2 separate regions of the Homo sapiens genome follow, and region 1 is linked to region 2. Evidence: read pairs that join two places in POLR2A ChIA-PET (ENCODE). Cell type or tissue: IMR-90. All regions are shown on one strand. Each heading gives the region's core, and the rest is flanking DNA. Links, peaks and the distances in the headings are about the cores only.

What was found. Peaks named below come from ENCODE experiments on the same cell type or tissue, not always from the same donor. Only the 100,000 strongest peaks of a DNase experiment are listed, where the experiment ranks them.
Region 1: POLR2A ChIA-PET joins it to region 2 with 5 read pairs; 2 of 35 experiments call an interaction of 5 or more read pairs at or near these places.

Annotation. Positions count from the first base shown.
Region 1 is chr10:58,156,178-58,159,104 of GRCh38, forward strand. No RefSeq gene overlaps it. Among named protein-coding and RNA genes, the nearest start is that of IPMK, 110 kb to the right of the region's middle. In IMR-90, for the core only: no CTCF peak of the experiment used is centred there; a DNase peak (open chromatin) is centred at 1,384.
Region 2 is chr10:56,377,510-56,380,436 of GRCh38, forward strand. No RefSeq gene overlaps it. Among named protein-coding and RNA genes, the nearest start is that of ZWINT, 18 kb to the left of the region's middle. In IMR-90, for the core only: no CTCF peak of the experiment used is centred there; no DNase peak of the experiment used is centred there.

The DNA of each region.
Region 1 (2,927 bases), core at 112-2,611, 1.8 Mb after region 2:
GAAACTAGTTCAACCATTGTGGAAAAGAGTGTTACAATTCCTCAAGGATCTACAACTAGAAATACCATTTGACCTGGCAATCGTATTACTGGATATATACCCAAAGGATTATAAAACATGCTACTATAAAGACACATGCACACGTATGTTTATTGTGGCACTATTCACAATAGCAAAGACTTGGAACCAATCCACATGTCCATCAATAATAGACTGGATAAAGAAAATGTGGCACATACACACCATGGAATACTATGCAGCCATAAGAAAGGATGATTTCACGTCCTTTGCAGGGACATGGATGAAGCTGGAAACCATCATTCTTAGCAAAATATCACAAGGACAGAAAACCAAACTCCACATGTTCTCACTCATAAGTGGGAGTTGAACAATGAGAACACATGGACACAGGGAGGGGAGCATGACACACTGGGACCTGTTTTGGGGGTAGGAGGCTGGGGGAGGGATAACATCAGGAGAAATGCCTAATTTAAATGATGAGTTGATGGATGCAGCAAACCACCATGGCACATGTATACCTATGTAACAAACCTGCACATTGTGCACATGTACCCTAGAACTTAAAGCATAATAATAATAATAAAAATTTTCCTCTGCCTTTTTCCCCTGCCTAACATAAGCATTTAGATAAGTTGGTAAGAGATCCCATGAGAAAAATCTTTCTTCTTTCAAATAAATGCCATCTTGTAAGGAGAACTTCTCCTTCCATCACCAAACTGTGCAGTAAATTAGTGCATCCGAGTTCAAGTTACAAACTAGATGATGCAAACTTGTTATAAAATAGTGATATAAATTTAGGTGCTAATACTATGTTTGAATCTTTAAGAATGTGGTAGTAGGAAGAATTTTTTTCTAAAAGTTAAGCCTACAGATTTAACTACCAGATTACAGAAAACTTGGGGGTCTAGGGACAAGCCGAGCAACACCTTGAAGAATCAATAAGCCAAACCCAAAATAGGGAGCACATTATTGGACAAATGACCCAATTTGACAATAGATCAGCAGCCCAGAAGTCAGTAGCTAAGCTAGTACTGAGCCCAGGCAGTCTGTAGTTTGCTCTAAAATCTGGGCTTGTAACCTCTACACTGTGTATAATGTTGTATTTCTCCCTTGACGGTAGTAGAGTCCTTAGCCCAATAGAAAAAAAAATTTTATATATATATATATATGTATGTATGTATATGGCAATCTAATGCCATTTAAACTTAAATTAGAAACTGAACAACTTCACTTTTTGTCTCCAAAACAGTCATTTATAATGCCTAGCTATTTCCCAGTAGTATAAATACTGCTGACAGCATGACTCAGTGCCATGACGAGAAATTAAACCACAAAACCATTCTTAGGCGACCATTACTGATATCCGCAAGCCTGGGACGGTTGCCATGATTCTAACAATGTGTGTTCACTATTGTCTCACGCCACACTCCTTCTGGTTATGCAACATGACCACTGTACAATAATTGAATTTCCTTTCTACTAGGTTGAACAATATCAGTAATAATGCATCCAGATGTTGATTTCAACATCTGCAAGCACAGTTTGTAAAGCAGTTTAAGACCATCTAATTTAAAAGTCAGTCTAACCATTGTCTGTGGTTTTAAACTCGGATGGATTAGACTATTTCCTTCCAGCAGACAAAATGTATTTCTGCCATGTGAATCCCTTGAAAAAGCTTTAGGAAGATGAAGTTCTCAAGTTTAAGTCATGGTTCCCACACCTGACTAACCATCAGAACTTCTAGGTCAGATTTTCAAAAACACAGGCTCCCAGCCTCCACCTTAGAAAATCTGAATCTGAGTATGATTTTGGTGAGGCCCAAGAACTTGTAATTTTTTTAAACTCCCATGGATTTTGATGGCCAGCTAGGTTTCAGATGCTCTGCTTCAGAAAACAGGAGGAATCCCTCTCTTTCTCTTTGTTCTGTATTGGTTCATGAAATAGAAACTTCCACCATCAATTTTACCTTAAGTAATAGTGAATCTGACAGCCATTTGTTCCTCTTCTCCTCAATTCCTCCCACCCAAAAGAAGAGAAATAATTTGCCCCAACTGGGGAAGCCAGCGGAAGGCCCCTGAGCATGCATAGTTTGTCCTCTGGAGTCTGGTTATTGCTGTCTACCAAGCAGATCTCAGAAGTAGAGAATCTTCTCCAGTGAGCTCCTGCTTCCATACTGGAAGTCTTGAATTGCTCTGTCTTCTAGCCTTCTCTCTTGGCCCTCTGACTCTTGTTTATCTGAACTTGAAGGGTTACAAGCACACTGTGAACTTCCAATTGTCTGGAAAAGAAGCATCTACCTTATGAATATGAACCTAATATCCTCTACATGCAATTCCCATGGTCTTGACTTGGGTGCATGTAAAAGGAGTTTCCTATACAGGCCACGAAATGGATCTTGCTGTGATCTGAATCTGTGCATCTCCCACCTATCAAATTTCTATATTAAAACCTAATTCCCCATGTGAGAATATTTGGAGGCCTTTGGGAAGTGATTAGGTCATGAGGGCAGAGCCCTCATGAATGGGATTAGTTCCCTTATTAAAAAGGCCCCAGAGGGTCCCTCACCCCTTTCATCGTGATACAGCAAGAAAAATCCATCTGTGAACCAAAAAAGCAGGTCCTCATCAGACACTGAATCTGCTAGCACTTTCATCTGGGAATTTCCAGGCTCCAGAGCTGTGGGAAATGTTGTTTATAAGCCACCTGATTTATGATATTTTGTTATACCAGTCCAAATGACCTAAGAGAATCCTGCATTTCATTCCCATCTGGTTCCTATATCTGCTTCTCAACTGGCTCCTCCAGATCTCCTAATTCAGACCACCTGGCATCGAGCCAAAACACATCTGCATGGTCCCATGATTCATTTGACCATCCATCAGGAAATGGTGCACAAGGAGCTCCAA
Region 2 (2,927 bases), core at 265-2,764:
TGCAATTTTTATTAATGTATGCAGAATATATTCTTTTTGCATAATTTTTCTTTTAATGTATGTGTTGCTATTTTTGAGTTTCTTAAAAAGAGCATATAGTTGGTTATGGTTTTTTTAAACCTCTGTCAAATCTTGTCTGTTAATGTGCATGTTTAGACATTTTAACATTTAAAGTATATTATACGTATGTATTTGTTATATATCAGTTTACATAAGTGAGGTTTGTTGGTGTCTATATATTATCGGTGATGGAATTTTGAGCTACATAATTCCATTTAGTTATTTTGTATGACTTGTATCTTTGCTGAGGTCTTCTAAATTCCATGAGATTTCTAAAGCAGTTTTATGATAGTTGTTTTAAAATTCTCCCCCAAATGACTCCAATTCATCTCCATATTGGCATTCCTTATCTTTTCTCACTAAATTTTAGTTCTCCTGCTTCTTAGTATAATGAGTGATGTTTTATTGTATCCTGGACATTTTGGTTATTCTGTTAGGTAATTCTTTTTTTCTATCTAAGTCTTCTGTTTTATCAGGAAGTTAGTTTAAGTTTAATGTGTCAGTTCCATTCTACTTCTGTGAGCTTTCATTCTCATAAAGTTTAGTTCCCGAACCCTTTCAATGTTATTCTTGGCTGCTCTATTTTCTCATGCTGCTGGAGCTCCTCCTGCTGAATCCCCCCAACTGGTGCTATCTGCAGGATCACTGGGCAGTCTTCTGGGGTGAAGCTAGAAGCCCCTGAATCTTGTCTTTTTATACTACTGGGTGGAAACCAAGCAGACACAGGGGTTTGCTATTGTTGTAGCTGTGAGCAGATGGGGCCACTCTCAGGGCCCTGGATCCAGAATGCGGATTGAATAACTAGGGCTTTACTTCTGCAGCTGCTGGGAGATCATAACACCCACCTGGCTTGAGTCATGTAGCAAAGGCTGAGATGGCTGAGGATTCACTGTTTCACTGCTGTTGATGAATTTGATCATTAACAGAATCCTCCTTTGTGGAAAATGCTTAACAATCCCCTTAGGTCTCTTGGCTTCTACTCTGCCAGACCTTTGGTCAAAAAGAGCAAGTTTTACCCTTTTTTTATTCTATGCCTATTGGTTGTTCCTTGCTGCAGGCCTTTCCAATACTTGGAATATAGAGAAAATAAAAAGATATCTCAGGGAACTCATCACATTATTATTTCTCAAGTCCTGTAGTGTCTAGCCTGTCTGCCTTCTTTTCAGCTTTCAGAATCCGTTTATTGTTGTCTATTACATAATTTGCAGAGTATGTAATTATACCTAGAGAAGAGGAACAGAAAAAAGTGAATCAACACCGTCTTCTTTCTGAAACTTTATTTATAGCTGTCATTATAACATATTTTTATATCATTCAAAATTAGCAGTGAACCTAGAACATAATACGTGCTTGGAAAGTAAATTATAAGTAAATGAATTAACAAGTTAAGTGGTTGCCTAAATAAAAGGAAAGAAGAAAGAAAGGAAAGAAGAAGAAAAGAAGTCATGAATGAAGAAAATAGAAAAGGAAAGAAAGATTGCTGTTGTTAATGGACTATTTTAATAACAATGTTATATATTGGAAAAGACACCAGCCTCACTTGTGTTACTAGCCAATTTATAATTTTGGTAATGAGTTTAAGTTTTATACACCTATATTTTCTAATTTATAAAATAAAAGGCTCTGATGAAAATTTGTTATCCCTTTCAGTCACGTATGTTCTGGGTCTTAAATAGTCTCTCTGAAAGCCATAATTGATGCTCCATTTAAAAGTGGTTTGCTATTAAGCTTATAGTTGTAGCTTCTGAGGCAGCATGCAAGCCCTGTGACACAGCTGTGCAGTAGTAGGTAACAGCAGCAAGTCAATTGAATTGGTGTAAAACAATAGGAGATTCTGTACATTTTTTTGAAGCAATGGCATATGTAGGGCATGAGTCAAAAAGATTGAGCTGCCAAAAAATGAAAGGCTCAACACAGCTTTCACCTGTGAGCAGCTGGTCACATACTTTTGGTTTTCCAAATAAGTTCACATGTTGAGAGAAACCCACCCAGTGATTGTTATCTTTGAACATCAAGGACAAACGTGTCATAGTTAATGCCTATCCAACTGTTAATGCAGTCTGTGCCTTTATTGGAACTTCTATTCCCAGTCTAAAGGATATTTCATTTAACTGATATACTTTGCCTTGTTGATGTTCCATTAGCACCTAACCTTTTTATGTAAGAAGTCACTAGGGATATGCTGAGGGTGCATATGTTTATTCTCTTGACCCAAACTTAACTAAGGAACTTATATAAAGAGTGTTAAACAAATTTCAGAATTCAGAATAAAATTTTCAATAAAGAAAATGTATAAATGTGACATTAAAACATTTTGCTAGAGGCATAGCTATGTACACTATCCTTCATAGATATATAGTATGCTTCATGAGTATATATGGCACCATGGTTGCTCTTCAGATGCAAGCTGGAAGACTGTTCAGGGTTAATATTTTGAGAGCTTTCTATAATCCCTTCCCTAAAGATAAGTAGAGCTTTCTAAAATGTAAATCTGGTTGTATATTTTCATTGCTTTAAGTCTTTCCATGCATATTTATTAAACATCTAGTGTGTGCAACACACTGTACTAATGTGGAGAATATGGTATAGAGTGTGAATAAAACAGATAAAAAAGTTACAGTCTATTAAGTGAATGCTTGAGACACCAAACTCTCTTAACAATTTTTTAGTTCCTACATGTTAATGACTGTTTATGACTTTTAAAAATGTTTTCCTATTTATTTTCCCCTCCTCACTTTCCCATTTTCCTCTACCTATATCCCCCTACCCTAAAGTAAAACTTGCTTTCAGTTGCCCTTAACCTTTGTCATATGCTCTTCCTTTTGACTGAAATATCATGTCATCAAAACCTGCATACTTATGTGAAA